Regions from separate parts of the Homo sapiens genome. Here region 2 is linked to region 1. The links are chromatin loops, found by intact Hi-C in ENCODE. Cell type or tissue: PC-3. All regions are shown on one strand. Links, peaks and the distances in the headings refer to the core of each region. The heading gives the core; the rest is flanking DNA.

Region 1 (4,412 bases), core at 246-4,245:
GTTAGTCAGTATTTTATATCTACCTACACATGTACTCAATCTTCCCTTCTACATTTCCATAATTCCATATGAGACTGTTTTCTGTTAGCTTCAAAAATTCCATTTAGTACTTCTCATAGTGCCAGTTTGCTGGTTATGAATTTCTTAGCATATATGTGTTTGAAATGTATTTTCCTTTATTTTTGAAGTAAAATTCTGAATTGGTAGTTCTTTTTTTGTTTCAGCACTTTAAATATATCATTGCATTGTCTTCCAGCTTTGAAATTTTTTGTTGAATATTTAGACCTCATTCTTATTGTTCTTTTGAAGCTAATATTCTGTTCTGCACTGGCTGTTTCTGCGAGTTCTCTTTGTTTTCTTAAGCAGTTTTACCATGATGTATTTAGGTGTGATCTGCTTTTTATTTATCTTGATTTCGTGTTTGATGTTTCATTCATTTTGGAGAATTTTTGGCCCCTATTTCTTCAGATATTGCTTCTGCCACATTTCCTTTTCTCCTTCTATAATTTGTATTACACACACACACACACACACAGACATATGTATATATGTCATACACTATTTGTGCTTTTTTTACTATCCGGTTTTAAAAAATGTACTTCAGTGTAGGCATTTTCAGTTTGCTTATTTTCTGCTTTGCTTTGTCTAATCTGCCATTGGGTTCATCAATTGGATTATTTCACTTAGCAATAATTGTGTACTCATTGGCTATGATACTGCCACTGTGCAAAGCTATCAATTGGATTCTTAATTTTAGTTATAGAATACTTTTAAGTTCTAGATTTTCCATTTGAGTCCCCTTATAAACAGATTCTACATCTCTATTTAAATATTCATGCTTAAAAAATTTTAAAAACATATTAATCTTAATAATTTTAAAGTCCTTGTCTGATAACTTCATTGTTAGAATTGCTTGTGGTTCTATTTCTGTTGACTGATTTTCTCTTCGGTTTTATGTCATTTGGTACTGTTTTTTCAGTAAGCCCAGTAATTTGTGACTTACTGCCAAACATTGTGCATCAAAAATTGTTGAGGCTGTCCATGATTTTTTCTTCTTTTTCCCTGCTGGCTGGGAGCTGGAATACCAGTGGATTACCTTGACACTTTCAAGGGCTTATTTTAGGCTTTGTTTGGGTAGGTTTATTGCAGTCTTACCTTTGTTCTTAGAGATGGCTCTTATTGCTAACCTGCAGTGCCTCACATCTCAATGAAAGTCCAAGTATTTATCAAGTGTACTTTACCTTAGTAGAATTTGACCACCAAACTCTGACTTCCCCCAAACATACAGGTGATAAAATCTCTGCTTAGCTTTTTAGTTTCCCAGCTGCCAGCTTAGGAATTGGCCAACAACTTGGGGGAAATTTTTACTCATATTTTTGGGTTCACTCTTCTGTGCTTACCTACTCCCAGGAATTTTGTCCCAGCTGCTTTGGCTGATTTTACCATTTTCTCTTCATCTCTAGTTCCCCATGGTGGAATTTTGAACAGTGCTCCCAAGGAAATAGTTGAAGTGAATGTGTAGATTACCTTCAGTGCTTTTCTTCTCTCAAGGATCATAGATTCTTAAGTCCTACCTGTGCCAGTTGTTCTTGAATAGCTTCAAAATTTTGTTCAAACAATTGTGTATATTTTTTCATTCAGCTTTTAGAGGTGGCTTTTGTGGGATGGTTATTCTGATAAAAGGTACTCCATCCTTAGTTTTTTAATCGTGTAGTCTTGCTACCTTGCAAACATGTCCTGTTTATCTTATCTTTAACCAAACATTGGTAGTGTATTCTTTTTCAAACATGTGCTAGTCTTGGCTGTTTGATTCTAAAGTTTATATGGGAAAATGTTTTATCAATTTCCCATAAAAACCTTATTGTGTTTATCTAATATAAAAAGTAGAGGAAGAAATGGTGTCTTTAAAATATGCCTTTCCACTTAGGAATGTGGAATATTTTCTGAATTTTTTCCTGTTACCCTTTTACAAATATTAGTAAAACAGCTCAGATATGAACAATATCTTTATGGTCATAATAATATAAATAGCAACTGTTGACTTAATGAAAAATTTTGTATATAATATTTGGACAAAGGTGGAAGAGAATGGAAGTCGTGCAAAATAGCTAGAGTTTCATCTACCGCAGGAATTCTATAATATTCAAACTTGATAAGTGAAAAGTAGTAGTGTAAATATACTTAGAAAAATGAAGGTAAATACCAGAAGAATCAGCTCTAAGAGTTTAAAATATTGGCTGCAGAGGAGCAAAATTGCGAGGTGGGACAAAGGATTGCTATTTTTATTACTGATTACTACTCTTTTATTTAAGAAAAGTGATGTATGTGTATTATCCTTAAAATAAAAATTATGGAAAACAGATAGCTTTTTAGTTAATAGACTTTCTAGAGCAGTTTTAAGTTCCCAATAAAATTGATCGGAAAGTGCATAGTTCCCATACACCCTGTGTTCTCCATTTTCCCCCCACTATCATTCTTCTCCACCAGAGTGGTAGATTTATTACAATCAGTAAACCTGCAATGAAACATCATTATCACCCAAAGTCTAGAGTTTATATTAGCCTGCACTCTTGGTGTTGTATGTTCTATGATTTTTGACAAGTATATAATAATATGCATCTACCATTTATAGCATCATACATAATATTTTCACTGCTTTAAAAAATCTTCTGTGCTCTGCTTATTCATAACTCCCTCCTCACTAACCCCTGACAACCACTGATCTTTTTACTGTTTCTATAATTTTGTCTTTACCAGAATGTTATATAGTTGGACTTATATAGTATATAGGTGTTTCACGTGGGCTTTTTTCACCTATAGTATACATTTAAGATTTCTCCATATCTTTTCATGGCTTGATAGCTAATTTCTTTTCAGGGCTGTATAATATTCCATTATCTAGATGTAACAGTTTATGTATCCATTCACCTACTGAAGGACATCTTGGTTGCTTCTAAATTTTGGCAATTATAAATAAAGCTGCTATAAATATCCGTGTACAGGTTTTTGTGTAGACGTGTTTTCAATTCTTTTGGACAAATACACAATTGTTGTATCATATAGTGAAATCTTAGTTTTGTAAGAGGCTGCCACACTGTCTTCCAAAGTGGTTATACCATTTTGCATTCCCTCCAACAATGAATGAAAGTTCCTGTTGCTTCACATCCTTGCCAGCATTTACCATTTCTAATAAGTATGTAGTAGTGTCTTATTGGTGTTTTAATTTGTAGCCCCTGAATGATGTATGAGGGTGAGTGTATTTTCCTATGCTTATTTGCCATTGGTATATATTTTCTGGTGGGTTATCTATTCAAACATTCTGCCCATTTTTAATTGGGTTTTTCATTTCCTTACTGTTGAGTTTTAAGAGTTGTCTGTATACTTTAGAAAACAATCGTTTATCAGATATATCTTTCACAGATATTTCCTCTCAGTCTGTGGCATGTCTTATGGTTCTCTTGACAGTGTGTTTTGCAGAGCAGATGTTTTTAATTTAATGCAGTCCAATTTATTATTTATTTCATGGATTGTGCCTTTGGTGAAATGTTTATTTTTTTCATAATTTTTTGTATATTTTTATGTTATCCAGCCCCAAAATGTCAAAAATATTTCTAAGTGTTTCATTTTGGGGGGTGCTAATGTAAGTGGTATTCTATTTTAAATTTCAAATTTATTGCTGGTCTATTTTAGTTTTATTGTTGGTATATAGGAAGGCAGTTGACTTTTGAATACTAACCTTGTACTCTGCACCCTTGCCATAGTCACTTGCAAATTGTTAAAAAAAAAACAATAAAATATTTCTCTAATTACATTTTTCTATTGGATCAAATGATACATATTAATTGCTAATATTAAACTATTCTTGAATTCTTGAGGTAAACCTTATTTGGTTATGTGTGGTGATTCTCCAAGTTTGCTACACTTTGCTGTCTTCATTAAAAAATTAGGTAGCTTTTCTTTTATATGCCTTATAGTAAATTATTACATGTAATGTAGTATCTGAGCCCTCAAAGTTTGGAGTAGCTCTTTGTCCCTGTCTTTTTGTTTGCTTAGCAACCTGCCCTTTTCCTTAAGTATAGCATGGATCACAATGAGTGGGGGGAATGTCTCCCATGATCCATACAATTGTCATATCAAAGTATATTTCAAACTGTTGCAATTACCCATTTTCTTAATCTGTTTATGTTGCTATAACTAAATACTTGAGACTGAGTAATTTATAAAGAAAAGACATTTATTTCTCACAGTTCTGGAGGTTGGGATATCCAAGATCAAGGCACTGGTATCTGGTGTCTGGTGTCTGGTGAAGGCCTTCTTGCTGCATCCTCACATGGCAGAAGGTGGAAGGGCAAGAGAGCAAATTCACTGAGTGAGCTCACTATGTGAAGCCTCTTTTGTAAGTGTCTTAGTCC
Region 2 (4,412 bases), core at 121-4,120, 59 kb before region 1:
GATCTCTTGTACCAAACAGCTAGCCAAGTTGTGAATGCAAAGGAAAAGTCTTGAAGAGAATTAAAAGTGCTACTCCAGTGAACACACAAATGATAAGGAAGCAAAACAGCCTTATTGCTGATATGGAGAAGGTTTTAGTGGTCTATATAGAAAATCAAACCAGCTATAGCATTCCCTTAAGGCAGTGCCTAATCCAGAGTAAAACCCTAAGTCTCTTTAATTCTATGAAGGCTGAGAGAGGTCAGGAAGCTGCAGAAGAAAAGCTTGAAGCCAGAAGAGGTTGGTTCCTGAGGTTCAAGGAAAAAAGCCATCCCCATTACATGAAAGAGCAAGGTGAAGCAGCAAGTGCTGATGTAGCAGCAGCAAGTTATACAGATGGTCTACCTAAGATCAGATCTTCAATGTAGACCAAACAGTCTTCTACTGGAAGAAGAGGCCACCTAGGATTTTCATGGCTAGAGAGGAGACGTCAATGCCTGGCTTCAAACTTCAAAGGGCGAGCTGGCCCTGTTGGTAAGGGCTGATGTAGCTGGTGACTTTAAATTGAAGCCAATGCTCATTGACCATTCAAAAAATTCCAGGACCCTTAAGAATTATGCTCAGTCTTGTCTGCCTGTGCTTTAGAAATGGAACAACAAAGCCTGGATGACAGCACATCTATTTATAGGATGGTTTACTGAATATTGTAAACCCGCTGTTGAGACTTACTGCTCAGAAAAAGGAGACTCCTTTCAAAATATTACTGCTCGCTGACAATGCACCTGGTCATGCAAGAGCTCTGATGGAGATGTATAAGGAGAAAAATGTTGTTTACATTCCTGCTAACACAACATCCACTCTGCAGCCAATGGGTTCAAGGAGTAAGTTCAACTTTCAAGCTCATTATTTAAGAAATATGTTTTGCAAGGCTATAACTTCCATAGATAGTGATTCCTCTGACTCATATGGGCAAAGCACATTGAAAACATTTGGAAAGGTTCACCATTCTAGATGCTATTAAGGACATTTATGATTCATGGGAGGTCAAAATATCAATATTAACAAGAGTTTGGAAGAAGTTGATTCTAACCCTCTTGGATGACTTTGTGGGGCTCAAGATTTCAGTGGAAGAAGTAACTGCAAATGTGATGGAAATAGCCAGTGAACTAGAATTAGAAATGGAGCCTAACGATGTGACTGAATTGTTGCAATCTCATGGTCAAACTTGAACAGATGAAAAGTGGCCTTCCTATAGATAAACAAAGAAAGTGGTTTCTTGAGATAGAATCCACTCCTAGTGAAGATGCTGTGAACATTGTTGAAATGACAACAAAGGATTTAGGATGCTGCGTAAACTTAGTTGATATAGCAGTGGAAGAGTTTGAGAGGATTTTGAAAGACTTTCTGCTGTGGATAAAATGCTCTCAAACAGCATCATATGCTACAGAGAAATCTTTCATGAAAGGAAGAGTCAGTTGATGAGGCAAACTTCATTGTTGTCTTATTTTAAGGTAACAGCCACCCCAACCTTCAGCAACTACCTGTCCTGATCATTCAACAGCCATAACATTGAGACATCCTCCATAAATAAAAAGATTATGTTTCACTGAGGGATCAGTGATTTTTAGCTTTTTTTTTTTTAGCAATAAAGTATTTTTAATTAAGGTATGCACATGGTTTTTTAAAGATATCCTGCTATTGCACATTTAAGAAACTACAGTATAGTGTAAACATAACTTTTATATGCACTGGGAAATAAAAAAATTGTGTGACTTGCTTTGTTGTGATTTTTGCTTTATTGTGATGGTCTGGAGCTAAACCTGCACTATATCCAAGGTATGACTGCATTTTCAATTCTCTTGGGTGCATACCTAGGAGTGGAATTGCTGAGTTACATTTGGAATTTTAAACATGTCTAAACAGGGCCCTTTTTGTGCAACCCTGATTAGGCAATCCTATAAGTCTTGTGTTGCCGCCTTCTGAGTCATTGCTATGACACTCTACTTATTTAGAAAGCATGTAATCAAATCTACAGTTTAACATAGCTATGGCTAAGAGTCCTTCATGCACTTCTTTAGACTTCTCACTAAGTACTCATAAGCACAGAAAAAGATGAAATTGAAATTAATAGATTCCGGAAGAAACATGAACTCTTTTGAAATAACCAAACTTGCCTTTCTCTAACCTCTCTCTAACTGAACTAAGCTTTCTCTTTCCTTAGCTAGACTTGAACTTATTTCTAGTGTTCCCCATCCCTCACCCCTGCCCCAACCTGAAAGCATGGAGAAAGACCATATCTTAACTGTTTGTCTCTGACTCAGATATTCAAAGGTCATAATAGTGCATATGCCAGAGTGGTTATAAGCATGTTTTAACTTCTTTAACTTAGTGAAAATGTGTAGGGAATGTTTAATATCTGTCAGATTGTAGAGGAAAAAACAAATAGGGAAAAATGAAAGTTTGTAGCTGAAGAAATAGTAATGTAGTTTAAGATGGAACAAGAGCAGTTGAAATAGAATAAATTATCGAAGATGCAATTGAAGAAAACTCTCCTAAGCTTGAAAAAAAAATTGTGGATATCTGATGAAATCTGGCTTCCAGGAAAAATGAACAAAAGAGACTCACAGAAGGATACATTCTGGTAAAATTTTTGTGTTATAAAGGAAAAGCTTCTAGTAGCATACAGACTGAAAAATTCTGTTGCCCACAGAGTAACGAAAAGTAAGCTGCATCATCACACTTATTTATGGAGCATTAAGGCTAAAAGGTAATGGAGCAATGTCTGTATAGTTTTGGGAAGAAAAAAATATTGGGACTTACTTAAAAATGTTATACCCATCCATAGTTAAGCCATTACTACAAGAATTGTTATTAACAAAAATGTTTCTTCTCCAAAAAAGCAGAGTTATTTTGAGTAACATAAGGGCCATTTTCTACACTTTTTCTTGTGTCTTTGGAGATTATATTGAATAATCTCTTCATATTACCTTCAATCTGTGAATGTTTTTACATTAAATTCATTAATATAAGCATATGAAATAGTATATCAATTATGATTAAAAAAAGTTAAGAAAAAATTATTTACCAAGCTAAAATATTAACTGTGACAGGTGATAAGATTGAACATTATCATCATTTTTATATTTTCTAATATTTTCCAAACATTCTACTCTATGCATGAATTGCTTATTTTTTCTTTAACTTATTTAAAAATAATTAAAACTTTTTAATAAATACAAATATTTATAAGCCAAAACAGTGAGGTCTTTACAATTTTATATTTGCCATGTAGATAAAGTGACTGAAAGGAAGCACACAAAATCTTAGTAGTGAGTTGTTTTATCTTTTTCCATATTTTGCAGATTTTATGTAATGAGTTTCATGCTGCTTTTATGATGGAAAAAGATCCTTTATTCAAAAATAAAAATTTAATTTCATTAATTAATGACATTATAAGATGAAGATGTTTCTGCTTATACATGAATCCTCTTTTTCCTAAGACCTATCTTAATGTAAATCATATCCTATGTTGGTAGTTTTGCTGACACCCTTGAGGTATGTCTTTCCAGGAGTTTTCACTGACAGGCACATTGGCCAATGTGTTGTAACATAGAAGAGTTCCAACATTTATTCAGGCAACAAATTATTTATTGAATGTTTACCTTTTGCTAGCTGCTGAGAGTACAATGAGTAACTCAGACATAGTCCCTGTTCTTATAAAGTTTAAAATTTAACATTTGAAATTGGTTGAAGAAGCTGTCAAGGGCTTGGTAGGTGGCAACACACTGTAGAAGCATCCAGCTTTGTCTAGAAGAACAAGAAAGGTTTCAAAGGAAGCATGGTATCAGATTAGCCAGAGGAGCAGTTGTCCCAGGGAGTTGAAATATGCAAAGATCTGGAGGTGTGACCTACGTTTGGGGAACCAGAAATAGGTGAACACAGCAACAAGAAAGAGTTTGATGTTGGAGAATGATGAGCGATAAAGACTGGAATCAGTATCCAGGTCATGAAGGGCCTTGTAACCTGAGTTAGGGAATTCAGATTTTGTCCTCTGGGTAATGGGATGCCATTGGATGGTGCATTAGTTTCCTAGGGTTGTTATTGCAACAAATTACCACAAACTTGGTGACTTAAGACAACAGAAATCTACTCTCACAGTTTTGGAGGCCAGCAGTTCAAAATCAAGGTGTTGGCAGGTTGGTTCTCTGGAGGCTCTGAGGGAGAATCTGTTCCGTGCCTGTCTCCTAGCTTCTGGTGACTGCTGTCCACCCTTCGCAGTCCTTAACTCGAGGTTTTGTAACTCGAATCTCTGCCCTGGGCTTCATGTGGCTTTCATCTCTCCATGCCTTCTTTTTTTGCTGTCTCATAAGGACACTCATCATTGAATTTAGGTGCTACCCTAATCTGGGATGAACTCATTTCAAAATCCTTAC

The links. A loop is a pair of places that touch in the nucleus more often than their neighbours do. Peaks named below come from ENCODE experiments on the same cell type or tissue, not always from the same donor. Only the 100,000 strongest peaks of a DNase experiment are listed, where the experiment ranks them.
Region 2: a loop joins it to region 1, with 5 times the contacts of the local background. A loop is called at or near these places in 1 of 110 quality-filtered maps.

The regions. Positions count from the first base shown.
Region 1 is chr14:62,022,104-62,026,515 of GRCh38, forward strand. The region is part of intron 3 of SYT16 (synaptotagmin 16); the gene reads left to right. Among named protein-coding and RNA genes, the nearest start is that of LINC00644, 120 kb to the right of the region's middle. In PC-3, for the core only: no CTCF peak of the experiment used is centred there; no DNase peak of the experiment used is centred there; H3K4me3 peaks cover 1,186 bases; H3K27ac peaks cover 3,150 bases.
Region 2 is chr14:61,963,291-61,967,702 of GRCh38, forward strand. All of the region lies in intron 1 of SYT16 (synaptotagmin 16), which reads left to right. Among named protein-coding and RNA genes, the nearest start is that of SYT16, 150 kb to the left of the region's middle. In PC-3, for the core only: no CTCF peak of the experiment used is centred there; a DNase peak (open chromatin) is centred at 1,931; H3K27ac peaks cover 1,332 bases.